Regions from separate parts of the Homo sapiens genome. Here region 2 is linked to region 1. Evidence: chromatin loops called from intact Hi-C (ENCODE). Cell type or tissue: HepG2. All regions are shown on one strand. Each heading gives the region's core, and the rest is flanking DNA. Links, peaks and the distances in the headings are about the cores only. Region 1 overlaps PEPD (peptidase D). Region 2 overlaps CHST8 (carbohydrate sulfotransferase 8).

Region 1 (15,566 bases), core at 3,589-11,588:
TTTTTTTCTTTATGGCTTCTTCCTTTAAGAAGTCGTTCCCTACCCCTATGATTATATAAACTCTATCATCTTTTGTGGGCTTCCTGTTTGCACATTTACTTAATCAATGAACCTAGAATTTATTGTGATGTAGGTCATGAGGCAGAATGCCATTTGATTATTTTCTTTGCTTTCACTAACTGCCCCTTGTGCGCTGGCTTGGAGCACCATCTTGTTGAAAGATAAATCCTTTACATAATAAGGGTGGTTGGGGGCTGCGCCTGTCACCTGCTCCTGTGCTGGGACTTCCCACTGCCCTCACTGGGGCTTTCAGGGCAAGTCCACCCCCTCCCCAAGCAGCTGGCCCTGTAGTGACCCCCTCCAGTAAGTACCTTCTCTACTGATTCCCAGGAAGAAGGACAGGACACCAGAGGCAGAACTTGACTGGTGCCTGGGAGGCTGACAACACAGAACCGAAAGAAATTCAAAGCTCGCAGTACCCGCCTTGAGGGAAATTCGCAATCTGTGACTCTAGACCTGTGTTTGGCACCTTGAGCCAGCGAGGGAGCTCCGGCTTTGGAAGGCCTGGGAAGAGCTGTGTAAACACAAGCACCATTGGCCAACTGTTCTCTGACTTATTCTGGGATCCACACCTGTTCGCGTCTGACCCAATCTCACTAATCCATGCTGACTGTAGAGATGACACCTTTCTTGGCCCTAGAACAAAAACTCCCCCTTTTAAAAAGGACCAGAAGGCCAGTGTGGTGGTGCATGTGTGATGGTGTACTCAGGAGGATGAGGCGGGAGGATCGCTGGAGTCCAGGAGTTTAAGCCCAGCCTGGACAATCTAGTGAGACCCGGTATTCGTCCATTTTCAAGCTGCTGATGAAGACATACCCGAGACTGAGTAATTATAAAGGAAAAGAGGTTTAATGGACTCACAGTTCCATGTGGCTTGGGAGGCCTCACAATCATGGTGGAAGACAAGAAGGAGCAAGTCACATCTTACATGGTGGCAGGGAAGAGAGAAAATGCGAACCAGTGGAAGGGGTTTCCCCTTATAAAACCATCAGATCTCATAAGACTTATTTACTACCATGAGAACAGTATGGGGGAAAGCACCCCCATGATTCAATATCCACACAGCCAAACCATATCAGACCCCAGCTCTTTAAAAAAACAAAAAAACAAACAACAACAACAATAAAAACCAGGTTACCCTCAGATACATCCAGAGAGGCTCAAACCACATGACCAGGAAACAAAAAGAATTGCCAGAGGCCAGGTGCAGTGGCTCACACCTGTAATCCCAGCACTTTGGGAGGCCGAGGCGGGTGGATCACTTGAGGTCAGGAGTTCAAGGCCAGCATGACCAACATAGTGAAACCCTGTCTCTACTCAAAATATAAAAATTAGCCAGTCGTGGTGGCACACATCTGTAATGCGCCACTGCACTCCAGCCTGGGCGACAGAGTGAGATTCAGTCTCAAAACAAACAAACAAACAAACAAACAAAAAGGCTTGCCAGAGTGGCAGATGATCCTAGTTCAACACAACCCAGAGGCCACATTGTCCCTCTAAGGAACGCTGGCACCCTGTCTCCATCCTCCCCAGGAAGGTGTGGGGGAAGCAAGCCAGGTATGCAGGGAGCTTTCTGGAGGGGCGAGCAGGGGCAAGGGGAGGGAAGGGGCTGCTTTTAAGTTCACATTTCCCAAAGCACAATACGAGTCCACGGGATGACATTATGTAGTACCCCACTAGCATATTTCCTTCATGCACTAGGTATTTATCTTGAAGCGCTAATGTCTGTTAATGGCAAATTAGATTGGGTTTCATTCATGACGAGGATAAAAAGCATCTTAAAACATATATTTAAAGGAAAAAAAATGAGTCAATTGAAAGAAAACGATTAAGCAGATAATAGTAGAGGTGAGACAAGAACTTGACCAAAACTGCCAGGGTGTCTCATGGAATGACTAACTCTGGGAGATCCCGCCTTAAGGCTTCTTTGAGGAAAAGCCTGGTTTTTCGTTCTTGGGCAAGGCCTTTGGTTCAGAAGCTCCCCAAGTCCCCAGATGGCAGCCTCAAACTCCTGGGCTCAAGCAATCCTCCTGCCTCAGCCTCCTGAGTAGCTAGGACTACTGGTGTGCACAACCACACCTGGCTAATTTATTTTATTTTATTTTATATTTGTAGAGACAGCATCTTGCTATGTTGCCCAGGCTGCTCTCGAACTCCTGGCCTCAAGTGATCCTCCCACCTCGGCCTCCCAAAATGCTGGGATTACAGGTGTGAGCCACTGTGCCAGGCCCAGGTTCAATATTTAGGGAACACATGTTTGGCAGAGGATCTCAGGTCTCATGTCACTGCACTCCAGCCTGGGCAACAGTGGGAGTCACCCAGATCCCACCTTGTAGAGTGAGGACAGAATCCCCAAGTCACCCCTTCTAGAAAAAGCAAGTGCTTTGCTTTGGATTCCCTCTAGGGCATTTTTCTGTTTTGTCTTGAAAGAGTCCAGCACTACTTTATTTCTAAACATCAAATTGCTTTTTCAGCCTTACAATCTGAAAATACTTCACAAATGTGTCGTTTCAGATCTAACTTTCTCTGGAAAGTGCTGTTTCCTATCAATGTCTTTCTAAAGCACTGTCGCACCTGGGCCCAGCTCTGGGCAGCCCCTGCAACTCACTCAGTTCATCCTGAGGGTCTAGTACCCAGTTCCCTCCCTATCGTCCTCTGCTGAGGGCTCTGGAGAAGAGAGGAGAAGCAGTCTGTCCACATGGACTCACAGCCACTCTCGGTACTGTGAGCACAGGACACTGGATACAGGGACCTGGTCACCCGGGAGGCAGCGCCAAGCCAGTGGTCACTGCGCAGCAGGTGGCCTTGGCTACCCCATTAGGCTGGAGGGAACCAGGAGGAGCTGGGTCACTGAGGAAACAGGAGGAGCTGGGTCACTGCAGCCCCAGATCCCCAGCACCTGCAGGAAGCGAGGACCACAGATGCCTGTGAAAGACGTCTCCTCTCTGAGAAGGTTCTTCCAAGCATCCAGGAACCACAAGGCCCAGGACGCAGCGAAATGTGCCATGGAGGGAGGCCCAGACACCATCTGTCAGGGCCAGCCTGGACAGGCCCTAGGTGGGCAGGGCCCCTCCACCGCGTGCGGCTGTGTTTTATGGCAGCGAACCGGCTGTTAGGCGTGAACTGCCGACAACCCCTCTTCTAATGAGCCTTTCCATCCTCACTCACGACTCCAAACGTTATTTTAGTCACACTTGGCTGAAGGAACAACAGGAACGCTATTTATCACTTTGAAAGTCTTTATCTACTTAAGATGATGAATGGGGGTGGCAGTCACGCCGCCCCTACAGAGAGCAGCCTTGAGAAGAGGAGTGCCTTGGCCAGGGATGCACTCCAAGCATGGAGCTGGGGAGGCGGAGGCTGTCGTGGCTCATGGCATCTCTAGCATGTTCTGCACCTGTGCCCCATCGGGGACCTCTCAGTGCGGATGCCACCATCCAGGTCCTCAGCACCCTCTCGTGCCACAGAGCACAGAGGTAGGAGATGGGGGAAGTGGGACAGCCCCAGGAGCCCCCCATCGGTCCCCACCTGCAGCAGGATGTCCACTTTGGCTCCACAGAGGATGGGAGGGGCGATTTAAGAACCAACTCACATGTCCTAAACCTTTGCTGCTGACATCCCAGAGACACAGGGCAAGTTCCAAAAAATCCTCCAATCGGAGGATGCCAGGAATAACTCTTGCAAATTCAACTTTGGGGTAGCTTAAACCTATTTATCAATAGCTAATTAATAAAGTCTAAGTCTTTGGATGACAGGATGATTAAACTGGTTTTTAAATAATCCATTTTTAATTAAAATGCTACCCTCTTTTGGCTTCTGGATATATTCAAAAGGAAGCCTTAACAGATCTTGTTTTTAAATATACATTATACGAAGCCAATAATTAGAAGAATTTGTGCTTTTAATTATATCTTAATTATTCTTTGCCTATCGATGCAAAGTTAAATATCCTTTCTTTATGACACCAACACTACTCCCCAAAGCCAGTAGATTGCTAGCAGGAATTGTGTGTGTGAAGCCTGCTCCCGGAGATCCGTGCAGCAGTGACGGTGCCTGTAGGCAACCCATACCCCCGTCCTGGCAGGCGGCAATCTGATCATGGCAAAGCACTGGCTCTGGGCAGCACTCTCCTGGCCCCCACCTTGTAAGAGACACGCTTGAAGACAGAAGTGGTCGTTATGTGATGAGGGTCTGGGCCCCCCTCCTGCATAGCCAGGAGCCAGGAAGTTCCTTGACTTTACTCGCCAGCCTGCACACACTCTGAAGCATCTCGCCAGCGCCACCCACTGAAATTTAGAAAATTCGCACAGTGCCAAGGAGGGCTTGGAGGATGCAGAAGAGGGAGTCACGCCCGTGGATGCCGGGTTTCCTGATGTGCTTTGCTGGGTCCCCGCAGGGAGCCCAGGCATCACACACCTGTCCAGCATACCCCGAGCTCCCTCTTCCAGGACCCACAGCAACACCTATCCCAAGCCCACCCACTTCTAGCACCTTCTATCGGACACCTTCCACACTGACCCTCAACCACCTGCCAGTCTTTAACAGGTCCCCTCCTGGCCCACCTTCCCACCAGGAGGTCATGGCTAGAGGGGTCTCAGTGGACTCCTGGCAGCTGCTGCCCTTCAGGAGCTGGGAGGATGTCCACGCTCCACCTCCTGCTCACCGCCAGTTACCATCCAAAACCACCGTGGGCCAGGCTGACGCCCCTCTCCAGAAATCTCCCTGGGTTCCCCAAGGGGCTTCTCCCACCTCTCACCACCAAAAGCCCTCTGTAGGCAAGTCCCTCCCCACACTTCTACACTGCAGAACTTTCAGCCTGGCACCCTCCCGTTCCCTCCCAGTCTTGAAGGGCACTCCTAGAGGCAGGCCCATGTCACCCATACCCAAGGCTGGCCACAGTGATGAGCACACAGTAGGTCCTCAGTAAACATGTGAAGAAAGGGTAACGGATGGCAGGAACAGCAGGCCTGAACATGCCCAACAATCCAAAGAACATTCACACATACATGCACATATGCATATACGCACACATCCACAGGCAGCCGAAACCCTGTCTGCCCAGGCAGCCCCGAGTGGAGATCTAGCCCTGTGTTCACTCTGCTTCCTCTTTCTGGGCACATATCTTAGCCTCCCTGCAGCTAGGCTGGGACCATAGGACTGACTCTCATCCCAAGAGGAATATGAAATGACATGTGCTGCTTCCAGGCCATGGCTTTTAAGAGTGGGTGTGAATTCTTCATGTTCTCTCTCTTCCTTCTCAGAGGGGGCAGAGTTGGGCAGTGGAAGCAGCCCTGCATCCCTGCTGGAGGAGAGCCACTGGGCCAGCCACAGATGGCAGCATGAGCAAGAAATGAGCCTTTACCGTGCTAAGCCACCGAGATCTGGGTTTCTGTTGTTACCACCCCAAAGGCTACCCTATACTGACTAATACACCTGGGAATTTAGAATACAGCAAAAATGGAATTTTACAATGGGGGGCAAAGACATTACTCCAAAGACAACAGGTCACTTAGTAATTACGCGGGGGCAGAAAAGCCAGAATCCTTGTTTATATATTATTCTTAAATGCAGTTTAGCTCAATTAACGTATTAAATATAAAAGACGAAACCATGTGGATACACAGATATCTATTAAACTATACACAGCAGTGTTTGAAATATTTCATAATTATGCAAAAACTGTTATTTAAAAGAAAGTCATCAGACTATAAAGATAGAAAAAACATGCTGATAACTGGATTATATTGAGGTAGTAGAAAAAGCAATTTCGCAAAGGCATAAACTATACAGGAAAGGACCAACATGACAACTGATATTTACAATTTCTGTACATCAAATTGGGAAAAATATTTCCAACACACAGAACAATAGTACAAAGAGCCCAATTACAGAGCAATAAGTCACCCACAAATGTCCCGATTGCAAATGGGCAAAGGACTGAAAACCCACAAAGATAAATGCCCAAGAAATACTTACAAGAGAAGTTTAAGCTCGTCAGTAATCAAATCAGCAAAAATAAAGACGGGGTATTACTTTTCCCTAATCAGAATGATAAAGGTGAATAATGGAAATAACACAATTAATCTTGAGGCCTGGGTGGGCACACCGGCACTCATGGTTTGGGAGGAGGGGTGTCCTGCACGCTGGCTGAGAACATGGCTTCTGGAGAGAGGCCACCTGGCTCCTCTAAGACCCATCTGTCTACTGTGGGGTCTCTATAATGCAGAGAGGATGCCACACTCCTCTCCGCTCCCCCTCACGGGATTAAATGAGAACATCCCCGGGAAGGACATGGTATCTGCTCACCAGACACTAACCCAGCCCCAGCCGTGAAGGGAGAACAACTTTTCTAGATGGCACTGGGCTTTGGGCATCAACATTTTTCCAGCAATTCCATTTGCAGGAGTTTACCCCAAGGACACGGTCAGTTTGACACCCGAGAGACGGCGAGGTAGGGTTGACGGTCGAAGTGTCGTTCACACTGGGAACCACCTGGCTTCCGGGGGCAGTCTGGGTAAGTGGATTATGATGCAGCCCCAGTGTGCCCCAGTTCACTGCCAGGAAGAGACTTCTGCTGCAAAAACTCTGCCCAGTGTGAGCCCAGCAGATCAAAGCCCGTCTGTCTGTGCCCCAGAGAGACCGGAAGCCTGTTTGCTACAGCAATAAGGTTTTGTGTGCCTCTGCATCAAAGGGTTTTTTTCCTATCTTGTTTATAATGTTCTGTACTGACTGGATTTCCTACTGGCATATGTATCTTTTTATCAGAGTAAAGCTATTTTCATTTTGAAAACACTTTTGGGAAGAAATAAAAGCTACCTGTCAAAGACCTGCTCCCCTCGCCCCAGCCTCGCCCCACTGGCCCCAGGGGGCTTCTTGTCCTGATGTGTTCTGCCCAGTGGACACAGCGCACACTCCCCAAGCACAGCTGCCACCGAGGACGACACTGGGAAGCTGCCACCAGAGGTCGCAAGTGCACGCCGTCTGCCACGCACACAGAGCTCCTTGAAAAACCTTCAGCCTGGCTGAAGGAACCACAGTGTATCTCTGTTTTGATACCATTGTTGTGGACAAAGTAAAAAATAAGCAATCCAGCCAGGTGCTGTGGCTCAGCACTTTGGGAGGCTGAGGCAGGAGGACTGCTTGAGCCCAGGAGGTCGAGGCAGTGAGCTATGATCGCACCACTGCACCCCAGCCTGGGCAACAGAGCAAGATCCTATGAAGGAAGGGAGGAAGGGAGAGAGGAACAGAGAAAGGGAGAGAGGAAGGAAGGAAAGAAGGAAGGAAGGAAGGAAGGGAGGGAGGGAGGGAGGGAGAGAGGGAGGGAGGGAAGGAGGGCAATTCAAGCCCAATTCCTTCCCGAAGGAAGGAAGAGAGGGACGAAAAGAAAGAAAAGCAATTCAAGCCCAATTCCTCCCTGACTCTATCAGGAAACTCTACCATGGGTTGAAATCACCCAAAATCTGAATGTCCAGGTCCCCGCCGGAGGCCAGGGCTGGGGGCCCATCTTCATCATCCCAAAACTCATGTGGGAAATTTCCCCAAGAGGAGACAGAAAACAAAGCAAAGATTTCCTCTCTTCATTCCGCCCAAGACAAAGCATCTGAAATTCCACTCTCGATGTTTCCTTCATTATCTCCCACTTTCTACCTCTCCTTTTTGCCACAGGGGGAAAAATTCTTCCTGGGAAGGACATCCTCGGAGACACTCCCCTCCCAATTAACACCCATCTGGCAGCACCTCTGCCTGAAGATGGGTAGCAAATGCTAGTGGAGGGACCACTCTTTCCTGCTTCCTGGCCTCATGATCAAAATGGGAAGATTAGGCAGGTCGTGGTGGCTCAAGCCTGTAATCCCAGCACTTTAGGAGGCTGAGGCAGGTGGATCACCTGAGGTCAGGAGTTCAAGACCAGCCTGGCCAGTATGGCAAAACCCTGTCTCTACTAAAAATACAAAAATTAGGCAGGTGTGGTGGCAAATGCCTGTAATTCCAGCTTCTCGGGAGGCTGAGGCAGGAGAATCGCTTGAACCTGGGAGGCGGAGGCTGCAGTGAGCTGAGATGGCGACACTGCACTCCAGCCTGGGTAACAGAGCAAGACACCACCTCAAAAAAAAAAAAAAAAAAGGGAAGATTAAACCCAGAGTGACCATTACGAGTCTAAGAGTCATAGGCTGAAGCTAAGAAGTCTTCCCAGGTAAGGGCCACTCTGGGAAGAAAGTGCAGCCCTATCCCTTCCTCCACCCAGAGCTCCTGAGCTGCTCCACTGCACCGGCAGGTTTGGAAGCAAGCTCTGTCGGCAAGGCTCTCTGGTATGCAGCCTGGAGAATCCAAGCCCCTAGAAGGCCTGCCAAGTCCTGCTTCAGGAGCCCACTTAGCCTTCTTCTCTGGAATCAGATTCTTTGGCAAAACCTCTGTCTGCACACGGAGGTATCCCTTTTGCACAGGGAGCTAGAGAAGTCAGAGACTGGTTGGAAAACAGCCTTGCTTGTCTCCTCTGGCTAAACACTCCCCACACGGGGCACCCCACCCTGGGGACCACCCACCCAAGCAAAAGGAGCCCACCCCACCCCAGGGGAACACCGACAGCTCAGGTTTCCACTGCAGACAGGATGGGGCAGAACCCGCAGCTCTGAAGAGCCGATTGAAAAAGCAAATTTCCCTCTGGTGCTCTCACTGGAAAAAAACATGATAGCTCTCTCCCCTGGGAGCAGGAGGAAGCCTCTTTGTCCAGGAGGACTGTGCTGTTCCTTGGAAACGAGCCTGCTGCCATGAACAGATCCAGCAGGTATGGGCAAATCACCTAGAATGCATAAAACATTACGTTCGCCAAATCCCCCTGGACAGAAATCTCGGATTCAGCAAACAGCTCAGATCTGAATGGATTTCCACTCACAGCTTTGAAATCCCCCAATTAAAGGCACAAGCGCATGGCAAAGTTGGAAGCTTTGGCGCTTCCGGGCTCCCAGTACCCACAGCCTGGATGGAGATGGTGGCAGTGACATGGCCTGGGTCACATGCACACGCCTTCCAGAGGCACCTCGGCCTCCTCGGCTATAGCAGCTAGCGGGTGTGGCTGGCCTGGAGCGACAGGCTCCCTCACTGCCATGCTGCCTGCAGCTGGGTTCCCTTGAGTGAAAACACTTTAAGGGAATTGTTTCTATCCCTCCATTCCTGAACAAGCCAGTGGTCCCCAGGGCCCCAGGAGCTACACACCCATTTGCATGTTGTCCCTAATCAACTGCAATCCATGTCAATCAGGGCCTTACTGGTCTCGGGCACAGAACATGCTGGGTGATGCCTCAAAGTGCCAGCCTCCCCAGCAACTTCACTAAGGAAGAGGTTTCTTTATAAAATGTCTGCAGTCTGATGGCTGGCTCTCCTCTCTTTCAGTGTGAGCTGCTGTTTTCTCCTTAAACTGCAGAGCCAGAGCTCTCTTCTCCCTGCCAAGGGGGCACGCCCACTCCACAAACACACAAGGTACACCAAAGCCCTTGAGACACTCTTGGAATAATGATGCCCACTCTGTACCTCCAGGGGACTTAACTAATTTATAAGGCAATTTTAATAATAACCATATATTAATTTTACATCCCCTTTTTTACCTATTTCAGTGGCTATGAACTGTTAGGAATTAGGTAATATATTACAATGGGCTCCTGGGGTCTTTTTATTAACTAATGCCCCATATTTAAAAACCTTCTTGTCAAATGAGAAACATTAAGAAGCGCTGTCCCTTTTATAATTGCTTCTAATAGACTCGATATTCAGGTCCTGGCCTGAACAGAGAGCCCAGGCGATACTTCCTTAAATTGCATTTAACTTTTCATTTTCTTTCTGTCATCGGCCAACCGAATAATTCTGCAAGTGCACAAATGGTCATTTTACCGTGTCGGTCTGTAGCTCTGGAGATGTCTGTAAATCTGCAAGTTAGGAGGACCACTCAGGTCAAGAGATGCACAGCGTTTCTGCCCGGAGTCTGGCCGCAGGAGCAATGCTTGGCCATTTTGGTGTGTGTGTGCAAGCCTATTTATCAAAATATATGCCAGTAAACCACACCCATCTTAAATACCCAGATTGATGACATCTCACAAACGTGCCCCGTGGGTGAAGACCCCAGGACATTTCTTGTCTCCTAGAGGGTTCGCTCACCACCCCTTCTCTTCCCCTCTCCTCCTCTGTCACCAGTTTTGCTTGCTGGGAACTTTATGTCAGTGGGATGGTACGTGCCTTTCTGAGCCTGGCTTCTTTTGCTAGACATCACTTTCAGCGCTGTTCGTGTCCCTGACTGTGGCAACAATCTGCTCGTTTTCACTGCCCGACAGTTCTCCCTGTATGGACACCCACAGTTTACCCACCCGCCATACACAGGCTTGGCATCTCCCCAGCTCTAGACTCCTCCCCCACCTCATGTGTCTCCGGTGCACATGGGGCAGGCAAAGGGGGAGTGTGGGGCGCCAGGCATGGAATGCTTGGTTTTGTGTGGACGCTGCCAGCTGTGTAACGGCGATGGTTCTAGCATCTCTGTTTTCTGCTTTTTTATCCCCCCTGGCAGAGAAGAAACTTTGAAGCTCATCACTTTGTGGGCCTAGGCTGGAGGCATCGGGGCACCTCAGTAGGCCCAGGGGCTACTGGGCATTCCTCCACTGCACCATCCCTGGCAGGGCAGGCGGGAATGGGGTTCTCCTAATGTCAGGATTCCCCGCAGGACGAGGGCGCATCTGGCCTCCCTTGGTCTCGGGGGTGAACTTCACAGAAATGGAAAGTTTATCGTGAATGAGGAAAGGGCAGTAAAACCCAACCCCATTTACTGGGTGGGGAGAAAGCTGCCACCCAGGGTGTCCAAATCAGCTGGGAAAGGTCACGCCCTTTGGGTGGTCACTGGGCCTTGGGAACGGGGCCAGAACCCAGCCAGGTGGAGCAGCAGAAGCCTGGCACATCACACATACGGTCCAGCCCTCCTCGGTCCCTGACCCTCCCTGTTCTGGGAGTGAAGGACTGAGACAGGGCACTCAGGTGTTAAGGTTGGGGGGTGGTGGGGTGGAGGGGGCAGGTACAAACCCCTGAGGACGGCCTGGAGGGAAGGCAGCTGGGTAGACAGCAGCCTCCATGCCCAGGGACTCGGGAAAGATCAAAGTGTGAGCCGGAATGCGATGCCAGAGGAAGACGAGGGATGGAAGAGGCAGAGAACCTTGGGCGCTGGGGAGGCCAAATGAGGTGGCTGAGACGGTAGCTCCCTCATCCATCCGGCATCTCCAGGCAGAGGAGAGCAAAGGCCTGGCCACCCGCGGCTGCCCGAAAGCCACCAGGATGGGATCCTTTGTTTTCATTTCCAAACCCAAAGGCCCCTCGGCTGGGCCGGCGTCTGATCCCGACTCAAAGCCACAGGGAGCCTCAGCTGGGACGCAACCTGAGGGCTTGGAAAATGGAGGACCCAGAGCCAGTTTTAGCAGTTGATGAATAATAAATGTAATTAACATGATGGAAAACAGAAGCTGGAGGCCCGGCTGAGGCCCCAGAGAGTGACTCATCAGCTGCCTCCCTGTCACTTCCGGCTGCCCGGGCCCCTCGGCAGGGACAGGTGCCAGGAGGTGAGGGGCGCCGAGCCCAGACGAAGGACAACTGGGGCAGGTCTGGCTGGGGACAACAGCCCCTCCAGAACCAACCCCCCTCGTTCGGTCCCAGCAGGGCCTGCCCTGGTGCTGGGGTCCCTGGGCCCTGCAGCACGCCTCTCTGGCCTCAGGTGCTGCGCTTGTAAAGTGGGAGTGACAGCCACGCTTTGGCTGTTGTCCTCTGGGCACTGTGTGAGAATCTGCTGATGCTCGTATGGCCGTTAGTTCTCAATCACGACAGGACTGGGTGTCAGAACCTCCCAGGGCCATGGGCAGAGGCCGTGCAGCCCAACCCACGCTCCCATGGCGTCCCTGGATTGGTCACTGGGATGCTCAGGTGAGTCTGAGGCCAGGGGGTGCCCTCCAGGCTCTCAGCAGGTCCTCGGCCTTCCCAGGGCTGTAAACACTGGTGGAAGGTGGGGGCATGGGAGAGGCATACTGGCCTCCAAGAAGCGGTGAGCAGGGAAGGGTGTGGGCAGCTGCTGGAGGAGAATATGGGTCTGAGGTTAGCGCAGCCCAGGGCTCCCTCTGACATCTCTGCCCCCATCTTGGTTTCAGGGCACTGCTTTTGGCCTAGAAGAGCAGAGGAGAAAGAAGCAGAGGAGTGGGAGGAGGAGAGCGGGGAGAAAAGAAGGGAGAAGGGAGGAGAAGGAAGATGGAGGAAGAGGAAGGAGAGGGAGAAAGAGGAGGAAGAGGAGAAGGAAGAGGAAAGAGAAGAGGGAGAGGGAGAGGGAGAGGAGGGAGAGAAGGAGAGGCGAGCAGGAAGAAGAGGAGGAGTGAGAAGAGAAAGAAGCATGGGAGGAAGAGAAGGAATGAGGGTACTCACCAGGCAGCCTTCCCAGCAGGCCCCATGCCCTGCCTAAGAGGCAGGCGGGAGCCGTCCTCAGCATCTCCCAATGGCCGAGTACAGGGGTGCTTCTGCCTCATCATGATGGGCCTGGTCTGAGGGCTCCAGTCCTGCCTGGGCTGCAAGGCTGCATGGCTGCATGGGCTATGAGCCAAGTTCCTGCCTGGCAGGCCGCACTCGAGAGACCCACCCCACTCCCCTGCAGGGGCAGAGGGGCTGGGAGAAGAAGATGTTTAGGTCCTGCCAGGAAGGTCCTCTCACCACAAATTCCACCTTTATGGGAAAATCAATGTTATTACCTCCTCCATCTTCCCACACTTGCTGCTGGTCTAAAGCAATCACCTCATGGGCACTGAGCCAGAACTGAGCCAGCGCTCTGGGGTCACTGGCCTGCCCACCCCTGCCTTCCGGGAGGGCCAGGAAGGGAATTGGTTGGAGAGAGTCAGCATGCCTAGCTCTCTGGGTGCGAAGAGAGGCCCCTGGGGCCGGTTCATTGGGTCCGAGCACCAGCCATGTGATGCCTCGCTCACAGCACTAGCAAGGCAGGCCCCTAGTCCACAGGGAGGAGGGAGATCTTGCTTAACTACAAGAGCGTTAAAGTCCGATGAGGCAGAAGCCACAGGGTTTGATGGAAGACTTCCTGGAGGAGGAGGAAAGAAAAAGTGGGAAATCCAGAGAAGCTGGCACGGAAGAGGAGCAGCAACCAGGCAGAGCAGCCAGTGCTCCAGGGGCCACGGGAGAAGCAAAACAAGTGGGGGTCTCTGAGAACACGGCCCAGGAGCCTAAAGAAGAGACACACCACCCCCAACCACCGGGCTCCGGCCCTCGGAAAAGCTGTGTTGCCTGGCTCTGCACACTACTCTGAATGTTAGTGTCTCAAAACAGTCAACTTTTTCCTTTCAAGAGTCTTCTAAACGATAGTTTAACTACCTCCATCAATTGGCTGGCAATTCCACGAACAAATGGTTCTCTGCTTGTCTCGAAGTTCAACTACTTTTATTTGTCCCCAAGTATTTGGCAGGAACCAGTTGCATCAATAAAGAAATGCCAATTTTCAACAGCCACACGAGATGCAGGGGTTCAGATGGATTTTGTGTCGGCAGACAGGGCGCCTGGAGGAGCTGTTATTAACAGCCAGAGGAGACACGGGGGCAGGCCTGGGAGACAGCACTCCAGAATCAGACTAGATTAAGAAGATACTGTAGGCACCAAGCCTCTAAGCATCATAAATAATGCTAAAATTTTAGACTGTGGTTGAACTCTCTGCTGTCACAATCGTTTAGATCATGATGCGTTTGATGTTTTATAGCAAGATGACAAATATCTTTCTCAACTGCTAAGTGCAGAGAGCCCGTTGGAATAAATCCAACCAAACTGCCCACCACAGGTAAGTAGGTGGTGTCATTAGGAGGAGACTTGGGGGGGCGGTGGTGTCAGAAATGCCTCAGGCAGTGATTTCCAAAGGCACGCCCCGACCGTGCAGTTCAGGCCATTTTTCTCAACCCTCGCCAGTTTCTGGCACATAATCTCATTGTTGGAAGAGGCAGGGTCCAAACTCTGAATAACACATGGAGTCTGACACCCTGGCTCTCCCCTCAGCAACAATGAAGTCACAGCAGAGCCAGAGAAAGGGACAGAAAAAACAATGCAGGAAGGACAATGTGGTGAAATGTCTAACCGTGAAACAGGAGCCGGTGCATGAGAGCCACGGGCAATTCTCCTGGGCTCCTGGAAGTAGCCCTCCAATCACACCAGCTGGCTCCCTGCCCAGACACAGGCTGCAGGGATGTCCAGGAACCCAGCTGGGATCTCAGAGGGCAGACCCAGGGTGCTGGGTTTCTAGCATGGACCCTCAGCTGGGCACAGAGAGAAGAGAGCCACCTGCTTGCTGGGCCCAGAACGACTCCCCACAGTTCTCCCAGGGTACAGGCTGTGCCCACTCTGCAGGGAAAACAATGCCCATCTTACAATCCTGCCCTGCAGGGGGCCCCAGACCAACACAGCTGGCTATCTCTTCTCTGAGCCAGACCAGGGTGACTCTTGTGGTTGCCAGAAAATGCCAACTGCGGGACATCAAGAGAAGAGGCAGGTCCAAGGGTCTCTCTCCCCTGCCCTTTGCCTTATGAGGTCTGATGCCAAGACCTACGTCAGGGCACTCTATGCCCCCAGTCTTGCCAACGGTGAGTGTTTCCACTACCCAGGACTGGAGTGGCCCTGAGGTGATGGGGGGCGGGCAGGGTTCTGCTGGAAGCCGACAGCCCAACCCTGGCAGGGGCAGCTGTCCAGGAGGAAAATATTCTCCCCAAGCTTTCTCCTCCTCGGAGCTGAACTGTGACACCTCAGTACCAACCAATGGCAACCCTGGGACAAAGGAGTGCTTCCTGCCCTTTTGAGACGGAGTCTCATTCTGTCGCCCAGGCTGGAGTGCAGTGGCACGATCTCAGCTCACTGCAACCTCTGCCTCCCGGGTTCATTCAAGAGATTCTCCTGCCTCAGCCTCCTGAGTAGCTGGGATTACAGGCACGCACCACCATGCCCAGTTAATTTTTGTATTTTTAGTAGAGATGGGGTTTTGCCATGTTGGCCAGGTTGGTCTCGAACTCCTAAGCTCAAGTGATCCACCTGCCTTGGCCTCCCAAAGTGCTGGGACATAAGAGACAGGTGGCGTGCCTTCTAGTCAAACAGGGGCCTATGCTCAAGGCCAGGCCAGTGGCACAGTTCTCCTCCCTGGCAGTGCAGAAGTGGCTGCCCAAGGACAGGACATGGAGTCGAGGTTGGAGGGGCTGCTTGAGACGTCATGGACTGTTTACCCCACGTGCTTCCCCTGAGGAGGGAAAAGTGCGACGTGGACAGGGCTCCCATAACCTGGGCACATCTCACATGCATCACAGCCCTGAGGGTGCCCCACTAGCACCTTAGTCCTGTGCCTCCTGGCCTTCCTGCCCCCTGCCTCCCTCTGGGCTGGGCACCTGAGCCGAGGGGTCCTGGCTGTTGGTGGCCCTGACTTCTGGCAGGACCCTGAGGAGCAGCACCAGAGCCTGCAGATCCTGTCC
Region 2 (15,566 bases), core at 2,619-10,618, 270 kb after region 1:
AGAACTTTAAGTGATTTAGGGGCTGCAGCATGACCTGTGGATCTAGACTCCTGGCTGAAGACACAGCCGGCCCTGGGCCCAGCAGGCCCTTGCAGTGTGGTAGAGGATCCAGCCTTGGCCTCTGGCAACAAGGAGCTCTGGGGACCCCGGAGTAGGGAGTGGTGCATCAGAAAGCTCATTCTGGGCTGGGCGCAGTGGCTCATGCCTGTAATTCCAACACTTTGGGAGGCTGAGGCGGTGGATCACCTGAGGTCAGGAGTTAGAGACCAGCCTGGGCAACATGGCAAAACCCCGCCTCTACTAAAAATACAAAAATAAGCCGGGCGTGATGGCATGGGCCTGTAGTCCCAGCTACTTGGGAGACTGAGGCAGGAGAATTGCTTGAACTCAGAAGGCAGAGGTTGTAGTTCTTTTAAAAGAACTACAATCCTTTATCCAGTGAGCTGAGATCGCGCCAACTACAATCCTTTATCCAGTGAGCTGAGATCACGGCAACTACAATCCTTTATCCAGTGAGCTGAGATCGTGCCACTGCACTTCAGCCTGGGCGACAAAGCGAGACTCCATCTCAAAAAGAAAAAAAAAAAAAAGAAAGAAAGAAAGAAAGAAAGAAAGCTCATTCTGGTGGCTGCCTGTTGTGTGGCCGTGGGCAGAGAGCAGACAGGGAGAGGCAACAAATGCAAGGAGATTGGGGGCAGCCAAGGATATCGCATGCAGTGTTGGAGACCTTTCAAATGAGAGGACAAGGAGGTGAGGAGGGCGGGGAGGGCAGTGGTCTTGGTTCAGGGGGACTTGGGTTTCTGGCTCTAGAGGAGGGAGGTTGGGGGTGCCATTCACTGGGGCAGATGTGCCAGATGGGGAGAGGTCGGGGCAATGGGGCAAGAGATCACAGGTTCCATTTGGGGCTTATGGTGTCTGAGATGCTTGGCAGGGTGTGTGGAGTCTCCCTGTAGCTCCTCCACCGAGGGGTGTCCAGCCCCACAGAATGAAGGACCAGGCAAGACAGGCAGGAAGCCCCCACCATGCCCTCGCCCCTCTGCACCTGCGTTTCCACTCACAGGTCGACACACTCACTCCTTTACCCTCATACACCCCAGGCCTGGACGCTGGCACCATGCAGGGTGGGGAGGGCTATGGGAGAGCCTTGCCCTGGGAGAGGGGCTGGCAGCTCTGGACTTACATCTACTCCACATTTCCAGGCCAGGAAACCAGTATCCTGGAAGCTGTCCCTGCTCCCCGTTGGGCTGGATGCCAGCATGGAGATTCATGCTTTTCAGCCCAAACCTCACATTGTCCTGGGATGGGACCTCCATGCCTGGGTCCCTGGGCTTGCCAGCCACAGGGAGAGATCTGTACATGCCCATCTGTGTGAAGGCCCTGCAAGCCCAGCCGCTTAGCTGTACCGAGGCAGGGGAGGGGTGCACAGGGAGATGGAGACACGGGAGGAGGAAGCTCGGGCTCTGCTCTCGGGAGCTCACAATCTGTGGGGGTCAAGGAAGGAGGTTATCCAGGCCCTTCCTTACAGGGTTCCCAATCTGGGGGCAGTGGAGGGGAGACCTGGCCCTGGCTCAGCGGCGCCTGGGGGACACTTAAGGCAGGTTGTAAACCTTTCTTGAGAGGTGAGTGCTGAAGGAGCCAGGAGGACTTCCTGGAAGAGGGGAACTGTGGGCTGCTTGTTTGTCCTCTCTAGTGAACAGGAGGTGCTGACCTCCAATGGAAGCAGTGAAGCGGGCTTGGGTGAGATTCCAGTGGAGCCAGGGGTCTCCCTCCGCAGCACGTGCTGCTATGCGTCATGCCTAATATCTCACAGCTAGAAATGAATAGAGCCAGAAGTCCAATGCCCGCGGGTCTGCCTGATGCCGGGGCTCTTGTTTTGATGTCCTGGAGGCAGCGCTGTGTTGATTGGAGAAAGTGTGGCCTTCACTCTGCGTCCCAGGGTTACCAGGGACACACTGCCCTGCCTGTGCCTGTTCGGAGGACCAAACTGCAATGTCAGAAGGTCTGTCCAGCTCCTACAGTGACTGTCATGTTCTGAGTGTGTCCCCCTGGAGCTCTGAGACAAATGCCAGGACAAATGTCGTGGGTGGGCCAGGACCACAGGAGCGCCTGCTAAGAAGCTCTCAACAGCTCACCCAAAGGAGGGTGATAGAGGCAACAGAAGTGCAGCGGCCACCCCTACCTGCTCTCTCTGAGCAGCTGGGCCAGGTTGGCTGCAGGGGAAATATGTCTACTGGCCCTCTCAGAGAGAGTCCGGTCCTCGCGCAGCTGGGCGTCTAAGCCCAGACTCCTTCCTGGGCTGGTACCTGCCCCTCCAGTTTCCATGGAGCCGGCTGCTTTCCCCGGGCAGGTGGGTTTTATTGGAACCCTCTTGCGTCTGTTTCCTGAAACCATTTTCTAACGGCATTGCGGAACATCATATATATTTCCTACAAACCTTGGGAGGCTGACACATCCTTGTTGTGACTGTGAACATCAGAAGTGACATGTAATTGCAGTGATCCATCCTGTTAAGTAGCTGGCAATACATTATCTCAAAATCAGCAGGGCTGGAACTCTCAGAACCCAGTGTTTCTAAACAATGCACCTGCAGCTTCAAACTCTCTTCCTGAACAGCGCCCAAGGCTGGCAAGGGCCACCTCGCCCTCCCATGCCTCACTTTTCCTGGGCCACAGCAGAGACAATTTCACTCCAGGGAAAGCCACCTACTGGGTTTTCAGTACTCCTGGAGTGCCTTCTCCTTGTCACCTAATGCACCAGGCTCTCCGCTCAGGGCTGTGGGTGGGGTCCTTGTCACAGTGTTTCTTCCAAGCGTGGCTCTGGAAGTCCTGCCCTCCTTTTTTCTCATAAACTCCAGAATGTCTTCGTGGGGGTTCCTCCTAGGCCAGGCCAGCCATCATTATGCACAATTGGAGGTGGGGAGGGGCAGAGAGGGTGGCCAGAGCCCAGGGGCACAGAAAGCCAAGCCCCAGTTGCTACTTTGCACCCAGCAGGGACACACCCACACTGTGCTTTATGCTAATTCTGGGGTATGGTTCACATAGATTGCAGTGTGAAGGGTGTCCCCTGGAGTTGTGCAAAGACCAGTACTGATGGAGGGATGGACATGGAGTGCTCCTTGCGTGGTGATTGCCCAAGTGCCAGAAATAGGCAGGGTCGGAACATGGAACCTTCAGGTCTGGATACCCCGAGCCTAGTGGGTTTGATGCGTCTGGGCGGTGCTAGCTTTGGGACCATCATTGAATTCTGCTGTTTGAGGGTGGGGGTCATGAAGGACCTTCACTGCCACACTCCCTGGGAGGCCCTGATTTGGAGGGGGAGCCCACTGTGGACCCTGTCTCTGCAGTGAAAGTTTCTCAGTTCAAGCCTCTCTCACCTGAGCCCAGGCCGTTCCCCTTAGCAGTGCCATCCTGTGTCTTCCCAGTCTTCTACGTGGCCACGATTTCCTGGGTTCCTCCACCCCCTGCAATTGGAGTGAATATTCGCCTCTTCCTGCAGAAGACACCCTGGGGGTCTCTAGCCAGAGCCTCACTTTCCTTTGGTACATTAAAATATGCTAAATGAAAAATAATGAGCATGTAGGAAGTAATAACAGGAATCACCTAATTAAATTAGGAAACAGACATCACATCGCTGTAATCTGAAAATTGATATTAATAGAAACGGTCCCAGAATTGTTATGCTAAAAGTTCCTAGGGGCGGGGAAATTAAAAAGGAGAGCAGAATAGAAAATTGGGACAATCATGTCCAATAAGAGTGAGACTTATGTTTTAAAAGGAACTACAGTAACATGCTAAAAATAGAAGAGGAGATCTAATGAAGTCATGGACAAAAGTGGCTTTGAAAACCGCAGAGCTCCAACGCACGTGTATGATGGTAATTTATAAAATGAGACAATGTAATCAAGCTTCAATGTGCATGAAATGTAGTCAGGGTTATTGTTTATTGGGTGCCTGGCACGTGGTACTCATTCTATTTTCCCTCGCCCTCCTCGGCAGGCGTCTTTATCCTCAACTGAAACTTAGGGAGATTCATTCATTTACCCAAAGTCCTGAAGCCTGCGTGGCTCAGCCAGGATTTGACCCCAGATCTGCCTGATTCCAAAGCCTGTGCTCCCCCTTCTCTGTCCTTCTTTCCTTTTGCTATTAGTTAATGTCATGGTCTATATGTTTGTTTGTTTGTTTGTTTTTGTTTTTTGAGATGGAATCTCGCTGTGTCACCCAGGCTGGATCTCAGCTCACTGCAACTTCCGCCTCCCAAGTTCAAGCGATTCTCCTGTCTCAGCCTCCCGAGTAGGTGGGATTACAGGCATGCACCACCACTCCCAGTTTATTTTGTATTTTTAGTAAAGACGGAGTTTCACCATGTTGGCCAGGCTGGTCTCAAACTCCTGACCTCGGTGATCCACCACAGGAATCCACCTGCCTTGGCATCCCAAAGTGCTGGGATTATAGGCGTGAGCCACCACACCCGGCCTATGTTTTGTTTTAAGGTAAGGGGTCTTGCTCTGTCACCCAGGCTGCAGTGCAGTGGCATGATCATAGCTCTCTGCCACCTCAAACTCCTCGATATTTCTTTTCTTTTCTGATGTTATTCTACCATTTTTCTCAAAGGACATTTCTTGCCAACACCCAGCAGATTGTGGCAACTGTCAGCTCCCCAAACCGAAGCCCCAAGGCTCTTCCATTGGTTGAATTAATAAAACCTACAACAAAGACACCTTCTGAAATTTCAGTCCAACTGGAAAACTGGGTCTCCCATTATGTGGGGGCCTGGGCAGGGTCCAGGAGGGGCAGGCGGTTCCGATGCTTGTCCTGCGTCCCCAGGTAGCCCCAGTGTTGGGTTGCGTCTCCACAGTGGCCAATTGTTCCCCAGAGGACCCCCGAGGGGGATGAATCTGGCTCTGTTCACCTGCCGTGTGAGTCACAGCCCAGAGGGCCCAGAGCAGGTCTCAGGTGTGGAGTGACCCCGTTCCCACTCTGCCTGGCCCAGAATGCATTGGAGGGACCGGGGGAGGAGGAAGCGGAGGTCACAATCTGTGCATGAGATGCCTCAGGATTACCTCGGGTCTGGAGTGCTGGGACTGCTCCGAGGGCCAGGCATTGAGCCCAAGGAGGACTGAAGGCTGGGGGCTGGGGAGGGATGCCACATGGCTGGACTTCTTTTCCCTCCTCCTGTGCCTACACCTCCCCCACCTCTGTTCCCATTCACTGCCTGAGCATCTTCAGTGAGAGTCACCTGGCATCAGAGCCAAGCCTCCCGCACAGCCCAGGGCAGCTGCCGTGGAGAGGTGGAGGGCAGGGGAGACTCCACTCCCCAAGTGGCACCAGGCTCCAAAGAGGCCCGAGGTAGGGGGCCCTTTGCCCGGCTCTGTCCCCTTCCCCCAGCCTCACTTGGCCTGGAGTCTCAGGGCCAAGGGGGAGGGCCTGGAGACATCCAGTGGGTTGAAACGGGGCACACCCACTGCCAGCATGAAGAAGGGCCCGGTGGGGTCCCACCGTGTGCCAACCCTCCTGATGTCCTCGAGCCCCTGTTCCTAACACAGGCAGCAGGGAAGTGGTGAGGAGTCCACCCACGCTCCAAGGACAGGGCTGTTGCTACGATTGCTGTCCTTCTCCATGGCCACTGCGTAGGTCTTGGTTTTTTAAAACTCTGAAAAAGTTACGGTGGTAGTTATGACAACAGAAGCCTGGAGGTCCAGTTCTGGAGGCCAAATGCGTGGGTCGGTAGGGGCGGGCGCGGGCCCACACACCCTGGGGCTAGACGCACCTTCTGCTGGGCTCCAACTGCCTGCCGGTGGGGTTATCCCGCTCTTGCATTGAGGTTGACACCATTTGTGGTGCCTTTAGGGTCACTGCAGATCCCCCTCTCCTTCTCACAATATTTGCAGAAGTTGGGAGCCTCTGGGCGGATCTCATTTAAGCCAAAAAAGCTTCACCATTATATGCCTGCTGATGTTTTCATTATGAAGCTTATTTTCCAGGATTTGTGGCTCTGCAGTTTTGACTTGAATCATAGTGGAAGTCAGTGGAAGATTCGCTCATTTTGAAATTTTATTTTATGTGGGGAAAATAGCTGAGCTTAAATCGGTTCAGTTGTGCCCTCTGACAGCTGCCACTGGGGAGTCCCTGCACAGCGCAGGCTCCTAGTGGGGGGTGGAGGAGCTCCTGGGGGCTTCTCATGTTCGCGTCTGGGGTCCCAGAGGGAAGTCGGGGGCTGCCTGTCATCTTGCCCTCAGGCCTGGATGAGGCATTTTTCAGCCCTCCCCAAAAGGCCTGAAGACTTCTGAGAGGGTGGGCTGGCCCCATCCTAGCTCCCCACCAAGCTCTGTGCCTGGTCTTGGTTTTCCACCAGGGCGGGACTGCAGGGATGATGATCCGTGAGCCCCTCACTACATCTGGTTGTGTCCAAAGGTGCTTCACCATGGGAAGGCTGCTCCTGGCATTCCTCAAGTCCTGGATGGAGTCCCAAGACCCCATCCCACCTCCTCCAAAGGCTACAGCCATTTATGAGTGCATTTGACCTTTGCCCTCAGGGTCTGGGTCTGCATTGGAGGGAGGGGAATGAGGAGATGTCCATGGGAACTGTGCAGGGTCACTGGGATCCATCAGACAGTAGGCCTGACAGAGCCACAGGGAGCGGGAGACCACAGGATGGGGGAAAGGGGATGGGGTGAGGGGGAAGTGGACAGACAGGCCCCAGGGCCAGGGGCCACCGATGCTCCACTCCAGCCCAGAGCTCTGTGCAGGAGTGTAAGTCCAGGGTGGCCAGGTCATCCTTTTTGTTTTTGTTTTGTTTTTTATAAAAGCTAAGAATCTGGCCAGGTGCAGTGGCTCACACCTGTAATCCCAGCACTTTGGGAGGCCGAAGCAGGCGGATCACTTGAGGTCAGGAGTTCGAGACTAGCCTGGCCAACGTGGTGAAACCCCATCTCTACTAAAATTACAAAATTTAGCCGGAGTTGGTGGCAGGCACCTATAATCCCAGGTATTTAGGAGGCCGAGGCAGGAGAATAGCTTGAACCCAGGAGGTGGAAGTTGCAGTGAGCTGAAATCACGCACTACATTCCAGCTTGGGCGACAGAGTGAGATGCTGTCTTAAAAAAAAAAAAAAAAAGCTAAGAATCGGTAACATACATTTATGTGGATTCTCCTGATTTTAAAGGGGCAGCTCTAATTTGGAATGTGTTTTTTAACGTTAGATAATAGGTGATGTTTGGCACCTACTGTTGGTTGGATGGGCTGGGAGGACTAGATCTTTCCAATACCCTAAACCCCCGTAGGGCTGAGACCTGCCCCCTAGGCCCTATTTGGCTCCATGCCTGCTCTCCCTATACCCCCTGGGAGGACACAGAGGAGGTGGGTCTCCTGGTGGGAAGGGGATGCTAAGAATTACTTCCAGCCCCATAGGACCCCCATGAAGCCAGACCCCAAGCGGTCCATGAGCAGAGCATCTCCTGGGCTCCGCTGACCAACAGTGGCTGCACAGAGCCCCTCAGTGGCATTGTTTGGTTCAGCAGCCGGGAGCCCTGCCAGATACCTGTTCACTGTTCAGGTCAGGCAGGGGACCTGAGGGGTCGGGGAGGTGACTGGTCAGCAGAGATACAGGGAAGGCAAGGGCCAGAGAGTGGGGTTCTGGGGAGCGCACCTAATTAAAACCTCCTTCATTTACGCACAGTTACTCACATGCAAATATTTGCACCCACTGACAAGCTTCTGTTGCTGTAGCAAAGGAAGAATCAATTCAAGCAAAGCTTTCCTGCGAGTGGGCACTCTCTCCAGTATCTACCTGGAGATGCGGGTGTGGGTGCCCGTGGGTGTAAATGGAGGAGGATTTCTGACTTGGCAGCCTGCTTCCCACAGTGATGGGGTGTGGCAGGCATGGCCACCCTGGCTCCCTTTCTGCCCCCCTAGGGCACCATGGCAGCCACACTCAGCAAGGGTCCCTTTGGAGAGGGGCCTGGCCTGGCCCAGCAAGGGACTCTGCAGATTCGCCTTCCCTGCTGCCTCTGTGTCACAGCGATGTCCCCAGTACTAGGAGAGGGACCCAAGAGTCCTGAGAGCATTCAAGGAGGTGGCATCCAGGGGTGTGGTATGGGCAATGATGATGGTGTGAGCACTCAGTGCCTACTGTGTACCAGGCACTGTGTTTTACATGCTTTACCAATATCCTCATGCCAGAGCCTCGCTGTACCCGTCTCTATTTTATAGATGAAAAAACTGAAGCACAGAGAGGCAAAGTCACTTGCCCAAGGTCACACAGCCAGGAAGTATCAGTGCTTGAACTAAAACCCGGTTCCTCAGATCCCAAAAGTCTGAAGTCTTCTTGGTGACCGGACAACCACTCAGGGCTGGGAGCAAGCACCACACTATGAGATGCATGGCATTGGAGGGCCAGCCTGGGTTAGAGGTTGGGGAGCTGCACGGCACTGCCCTTCAGACTGTCAGGGCGTGCTTCATTCCTGCTCACAGCAGACATGTTCTGGTTCTTGTGCACACGTGTGTGTGTCCTGATGAAGAGTCAGGTGCCCATGTGTGTGCATGTGTGTGTGCATCTGGCCCTCACCCATAATCCTAGCTGTGTACAAGTATGTGTGCTCACCTCAGTATTACTATACACCCATGGGTGGACAGATGCCTTACGGTTCATGTGGAAAGCACTTCACCCTGAAGTCTGGGCTGGCTGCTGTGAGCGTACCCTGACAATGTCACCTGCCAGGTCATGGGGCAGGCAGGGGCAAATGACTTGGGCCCCACAGAGTGAGTTGTCTGTCGGTTGTCAGCCACAGGATTGGGTGACAAATTGCCATTCCAGCAGGCACTCAGCAAAGCCAATTATTGTAACCCCTTGCCCACGACCCGCACAGACCAAATAATGAAATTACATTCATAATATTTCAGGTCAAGTGATCGCTGCTTGAATTAGTTCCTTCCCAGAACCCAGCCAGAAGTAGCGGCAGTAATTAAAGGATTTTCTGGGCTTAAATCAACTGTGCGCGTCAAGCGTGTACAACACACAGAGCTTGCAAAATGTGTGCAGGCCTCGTCCCTTCACTGGGGAGTGAAAAGGACAGGCCATGATTGTGGGAGGACCACAGGCCGGGAGGAGGTGTGTTATTCCTGCCAGGGAAATTTTCCACTTTCACTCACTTATTTTAGAGACGTTTACTGAAAGATCCCTGCTCCAATGGGGCCTCACAGTGAGTAAGGTGATGGGGACTTTCTGGGGTCCACCCTGACTCCTCCCAAGCAGGTATTTTAGCAGTGTTGCAGGGGTAGGGTGCTGTGTTTCCCAGACTAAAGTGCAGGTCAGAGTTCACTGCAGCTTTAAACTCCTGGGCTCAAGCGATCCTCCCACCTCAGCCTCCCCAGTAGCTGGGACCACAGGCACATGCCACTGTGCCCGGCTAACTTTCCAATTTTTCTGTAGAGACAGGGTCTTGCTGTGTTGCCCAGGCTAGTCTTGAACTCCTTGCCTCAAGTGATTCTCCTGCCTTGGCCTGCCAAAGTGCTGGGATTACACGCATGAGCCACCTAGCCTGACCTAATTTTAGGATAATTCCATTGCCCCCGCCACTAAATCTTTTGTGCCCACTTCAATCACTCCCCATTTTCACCCTCAGCCCCAGGCAACTACAAATCTCCTTTTTATCACTATAGCGCTACCCTTTCTAAACATTTCATATCAATGTAATCATACACTGTGTGGTCTATCATATCTGGTTTCTTTCACTCTGCATGATGGTTTTGAGAGTCATATTTTTTGATATTTACTCATATCAGTTTGTTTCTTTTTATTGTCAAATAATATTATTCTATTACATGGAATTGCGGTTGATCTGTTCACCAGCTGCTGGATACGGGATTGTTGATACTTTTGGCCATTAGGACTAATGCTGCTATGAACATTCATGTGAAAGTTTTTATGCAAACCTATGTTTTCATTTTTCTTGGGTAAATATTTAGGAGTAGAATGGCTAGGTTGTAATAGTAAATTTACGTTAAATTTAAGGGATACTGACAAACTGTTGGCTAAAATTGCTGTACCATTTTACATTCTCACCAGCAGGGTATGAAGGTTCCAATTGCTCCACATTCTCATCAAGACTTGTTATTATCTGTCTTTTTAATTATAGCTATTCTAGTGGGTGTGAAGTGGTGTCTCATTGTGGTTTTAATTTGCATCTCTCTAATGAGTACTATTAAGCATATTTTCATGTGCTTATTAGCCATTTGGATATATTCTTTAGTGAAATATCTATTCAAGGCTTGGCCCATTTTAAAAATTGGTTTATTTATCTTTTTATTGTGTTGTAATTATTTTCTAGATATAAGTATTATTTGACTTGCAAATAACTTATCCCATCTGTGGCTTGTCTTTTCATTTTCTTAATAGTGTCTTCTGGAGTGGAAAAGTTTCTAAATTTGAAAAAGTGCAATTCAACATGTTTTTCGTTGATGGATTATGCTTTTTGTGTTGCGTCTAAGAAATTTTTTCCTAATCTTAGCCATAAAGATTTTCTCTTATGTTTTCTTCTAAGTTTTTAAGTTTTGGCTGTTACATCTGTGTCTGCGGTCCATTTTGAGCCACGTTTTGTGTATTGTGTGAGGTCTGACTTCTTCTCTTTGCATGTGAATATCCAGTTATCCCAGTTCCCAGCACGTGCTGAAGACTATCTGTTCCCTATCGAATTGCCTTCGCACCTTGGTCAAAAATAAATTGACCATAAATTTAAGAGTTTATTTCTGGAATCTCAATTTATTTCATTGATCTGTATGTCTATTCTTTTGCCAATAGTGCAGTGTCTTGATTAGTATAGATTTATAAAAAGTTGTGAAATCAGGAAGTGTAAATCCTTCAGCTTTGTTCTTTTTCAAAACCATTTTGGGTATTCTGAGTCTTTTGCATTTCCATGTAAATTTTAGGATCAGCTCATCAATTTCTGCCAAAAAGAACAACACCTGCTGTGACTTGATAGGAATGGCATTGACTGTAATAATAAACTTGAGAGAATTGTCTTCTTAACAATATTGAATCTTACAATCCATGAACGTGGAATGTCTCTCCACTTGTTTAAATCATCTTTAATTCTTCTTACCATTATATTGTAGCTTTCAGTATACAAGTCTTATCTTTCTTTAGTTAAATTTATTCCTAAGTATTTTACTCTTTTTGATGCTACAGTGAATGGAATTGTTTTTCTAATTTAATTTTGGGATCATTCATTGCTAATATATAGAAATACAATTGATTTTTGTATATTTATCTTGGAACCTGTAATTTGTTAGTTAATTCTAATTGTTTATGTAAATTCCCTAAGATTTTCTACATACAGAATTATGCTCTCTGCAAATAATGAGATGTTTACATCGTCATTTCCAGCTCGAATGCCTTTTATTTCTTTTTCCTGCCTGATTCAACTGACTAGAACCTCTAGTATGGTAGGAAATTGAAGTGGTGAGAGTAGACATTCATGCTTTATTCCGGATCTTAGGGGAAAAACATTCCATCTTTCACCAATAAGTATAATGGTTGCTCTAGGATTTTTGCAAATGACTTTTATGACCTTCAGGAAATTGTCTTCTATTACTAGTTTATTAGAAAAAAAAATTTAACCATGAATAGGTGTTGGATTTTGTCAAATACTTGTTCTACATCTATTGAGATGTTTATGTTGTTTCATCCTTTATTCTGTCAAAACGGTGTATTATATTGATACATTAGCCTCACATTCTTGTGATAAATCTCACTTGGTCATGGTGTATAATCCTTTTTATATGTTACTGAATTAAGTTTGCTCAAATTTTGTTGTGGATTTTTTTTTTTTGAGGGATAGTTGTAGTTTTCTTGTGATGTCTTTATCTGGCTTTGCTATCAGATTAATACAGGATTTAAAATGAATTGGGAAGTATTTTTACCTCCTCCTACCCTATTTCTCTGGAATAGTTTAGGGAGGATTGGCATTATTTCTTTTTAAATGTTTATTAGAATTTATCAGTGAAGATATCTGAGACTAGACTTTTCTTTGTGAGACATTACTTTTTTTAAAGATGGAGTTTTGCTATTGTTGCCCAGGCTGGCCTCTAACTCCTAGGCTCAAGAGAACCTCCTGCCTCAGCCTCCTAAGTAGCTGGGACTACAGGTTCATGCCACTACACCTGGCTCCAGACTTTAAAATTTTAAATTTCTAGCTCAATGTCTTCACCATAGTTCTATTCAGGTTTTCTATTTCTTCTTGAGTCAGCTCTAGTAATTTATGTCTTTCTAGGGCTTTGTTCATGTCTTTCTAGGGCTTTGTTCATTTCATTCAAGTTGTCTCATTTGTTTAGCATAACAGTGTTCATAGTATTCTCTTATAATCACTAGTGATGTCCTCATTTTCATTCATGATGTTAGTAGTTTGTATTGTCTCTCTGTTTTCTTTCAAAGTCTAGCTAAAGGTTTGTCAATTTTGTTGATCTTTTCAAAGAACCAACTTTTAGTTTCATTGTTTTTGTCTGTTGTTTTCCTGCTTTGTATTTTATTATTTCCTTGCTTTAGTTTGCTTCAGGTTTAGTTTGTCCTTTTTTCCTCTCTTTTGTTTGCTTTATTTGTTACTTCCTCTCTTTTGTTTGCTTCAGATCTAGTTTGTTCTTCTTTTTTCATTTCTTAAGGTGGAAGATTAGGCTATTGATTTGAGATTCTTCTTTTCTAATATAGACATTACTGCTATAAATTTTCCTCTAAGCACTGTGTTAGCTTTAGTCAACTTTAATTGTCTGATTTCCAGATCTTCTTATTAAATTTCTGTCTGATCTGCTGATCTATTGGTTCTACCAATTTTATCACAACCTTGGGCTAGCTAAGATTTTTGAATTATTTTCAGCAACACTCTTGGGCATGGAATTTTCCAATCAATCAATGTTCATGCCTGATTCCCCTTGGTAGAATGTAAGCCCCCAGGGAACTGGGCAAGGTGATGAAAGCAGCCCCAGGCTACAATGCCATAACCTCACACTGTTCAGTAGATTTTCTTGAATAAACGCTTCTTGATATGTTGTATGCTTTTGGTCAATTTCTGGAGTTTTTTTTTTTTTTTTTAAGGGGTAGGGTCTCACTCTGTCACCCAGACTGGAGTGCAGAGGTATGATCATAGCTCACTGCAGCCTCAAGCTCCTGAGCTCAGGCGATCCTCCCTCAGCCCCCCAAGTAGCTGGAACTACAAGCATATATGACCATGTCCAGCTAATTTCTTTATTTTTTGTTGAGAGAGGCATCTCACTATATTATCTAGGCTGGTCTTGAACTCCTGATATCAAGCAATCTTCCTGCCTTGGCCTTTCAGAGTGCTGGGATTACCAGTGTGAGCCACCATGCCTGGCCCAAACTTTTTAAATGGTGATGGTTGTTGTTTTTCCTGTTCCGTCATTTCATTTTGGGAAAGAAGCTACCAGGCTTCTCACTCAGCTCTTTCAGAAGCCCTAAGTCTAGGACTGGGGTCTTGATATCTACACAGACAGGAGATGAGGTCTCTGACTCAACCACAGTGCTGAGCTGGAAGTGCAACTGCTCTGTAAATAGAGCCCTCAGAAGGTATCAGAACCTCTGGCCATTGGTGGAGTATGTTGGGACAATCCTAGTTTACACCTGTGGCCTGGTGTAATTATTATCAGTGCCCCCTTACTCTCAGAAGTGGGTTTATTTGATGATAAATCATATGGTCATTGTGTAGTATAAATTATTGTATACTTCTGTACTTCTGTAAGAAGAAAATGCAACCAGAAAGAATGGATACAAGAAGTAGTAGTAAGGAAATAAATTGTAGGAACATTGTTAAGTATAAATAAGTATTTACTTTTTTTGGTGAGACAGAATCTTTGTCACCCAGGCTGGAGTGCAGTGGCATGATCTTGGCTCACTGCAACCTCCATCTCCCAGGTTCAAGCAATTATCGTGCCTCAGCCTCCCGAGTACCTGGGATTATAGGTGCACGCCACCACACCCAGCTAATTTTTGTATTTTTTAGTAGAGATGGGGTTTCACCATGTTGGCCAGGCTGGTCTCGAACTCCTGACCTCAAATGATCTGCCTGCCTTGGCCTCCCAAAGTGCTGGGATTACAGATGTGAGCCACCACACCCAGCCAATATTTACTTTAAAAATAATAAACACTAATTTTGCCAGTGTGTAAGGACAGCGACAACGTGGAAGTTTAGACAGGAAACCGTAATTGGAATGAAAAGGTCTATAAGATCTTTATGTTGTTAGGGAAGACAATAAGGATAGTAAAACAAACAAAGAAACAAAAACCAACTTTGGACTTTATTTAAAACAAGGCTAGTCACTGGAATTGTGATGTATATTTTCTGGCCTCTGCACTGACCCCTCCCAGTAGAGCCCACTCCTAGAGCTGGGTGGCTGTTTAATCACTTCCCGTTCACCCGATTGGTGAGGGGGGATTCCCATCCATGGTTATGGGGATGGCCAGCACTCAACACTGGACAGAAGAGATCAACAGCAGTTTATTTGTTATTATGCCCAAGCCTGGGGGAGGAGGATTGCAGGGGTTGCACTCGGAAACAGGGTGGACAAGCGGGGGCTGTGGGAGGCAGGCTTTGTAGTATCAAGAAGGTGAGGTGACCCCTGGTTGCTGTGGGAGGATGTCATGGGTTTGTTTGAATAATTCCATGGGCGGGCAGGGAGTGAAACCTGCTACTTGTGAATCAGCAGGCACTGTGCCTAGTCCCTTGATAAGTAGGTCATTTGGCTGGGGGACTTATCCAAGCGAACAGTGGGGAGAGGAACTTGCCGTTAGTCCATTTGCAGCCGCCCACACTTGCTCCAGGTGTCAAGGTAGCACATAATTTTAAGGGTCTTAACTTTAGGCCTTGCACTGCAGCGGCAGACTGTCTCACAGGAGCCTAAGGGTGGGAGCACTCCCTCTATCCTGAGTAGGGGCTGACCCAAGCCAAGTGAGTTGAGGAGGAGACTCCTTGCCCGAGTCTCAAAACCCCCACCCCCAACTTTGGTGCTGGGATCCCCTGCTCAGTGTCTGCCCTGATCACCCTCTGCCCTCTCACTCTGCCTGTCTGTATATTGGTCTCTACCATCTGTCCATCTTCACTTTCAGGGACGTGCTGTCAAAATCCATAGCCCTGGGGCTCATTTGTGGCTCCTCCTTCAATGATGTATATGGAGGCTGGCCAACCCATGTGGCCCTCGCCCCATGGAGAGCAGCTGGGCATCGTTGATGAGGTGCTGAGCCCAGCATCGGGTGGCTGGCACTCATACTCCCCACCAGCCATAGGCAACCCCAGCCTCCTCTGACATAAGCCCCTCCATCCCTGACACACATGAGGGGGTCCATAGCCTAGCAGTGCTCACTGTCATCCCAAGACCTAATGTGATTCTGTGGGTGGGTGCAGGTGAAGTTCACCTGCTGCTTCTCGCTACCCACAGCAGTCTGTGGAGATGCCACATCTTCCTTTCAAGATCTGCGATCTCCTAATGGAGGAAGGAGGATTGGCTCCCCTGGTAGGCCACCATCACCTGGGAGATGCAATGGTGCCCTCCCAGGGGAGCCAATTATGC

The links. Hi-C counts contacts between places; a loop is a spot of excess contacts. Peaks named below come from ENCODE experiments on the same cell type or tissue, not always from the same donor. Only the 100,000 strongest peaks of a DNase experiment are listed, where the experiment ranks them.
Region 2: a loop joins it to region 1, with 17 times the contacts of the local background. A loop is called at or near these places in 3 of 110 quality-filtered maps.

What each region holds. Positions count from the first base shown.
Region 1 is chr19:33,423,830-33,439,395 of GRCh38, forward strand. The region is part of intron 9 of PEPD (peptidase D); the gene reads right to left. Among named protein-coding and RNA genes, the nearest start is that of CEBPG, 58 kb to the left of the region's middle. In HepG2, for the core only: a CTCF peak has its summit at 7,022 (motif pointing right); no DNase peak of the experiment used is centred there.
Region 2 is chr19:33,697,813-33,713,378 of GRCh38, forward strand. All of the region lies in intron 3 of CHST8 (carbohydrate sulfotransferase 8), which reads left to right. Among named protein-coding and RNA genes, the nearest start is that of CHST8, 84 kb to the left of the region's middle. RefSeq lists an enhancer at 4,720-5,293. In HepG2, for the core only: a CTCF peak has its summit at 7,483; no DNase peak of the experiment used is centred there; H3K27me3 peaks cover 2,466 bases.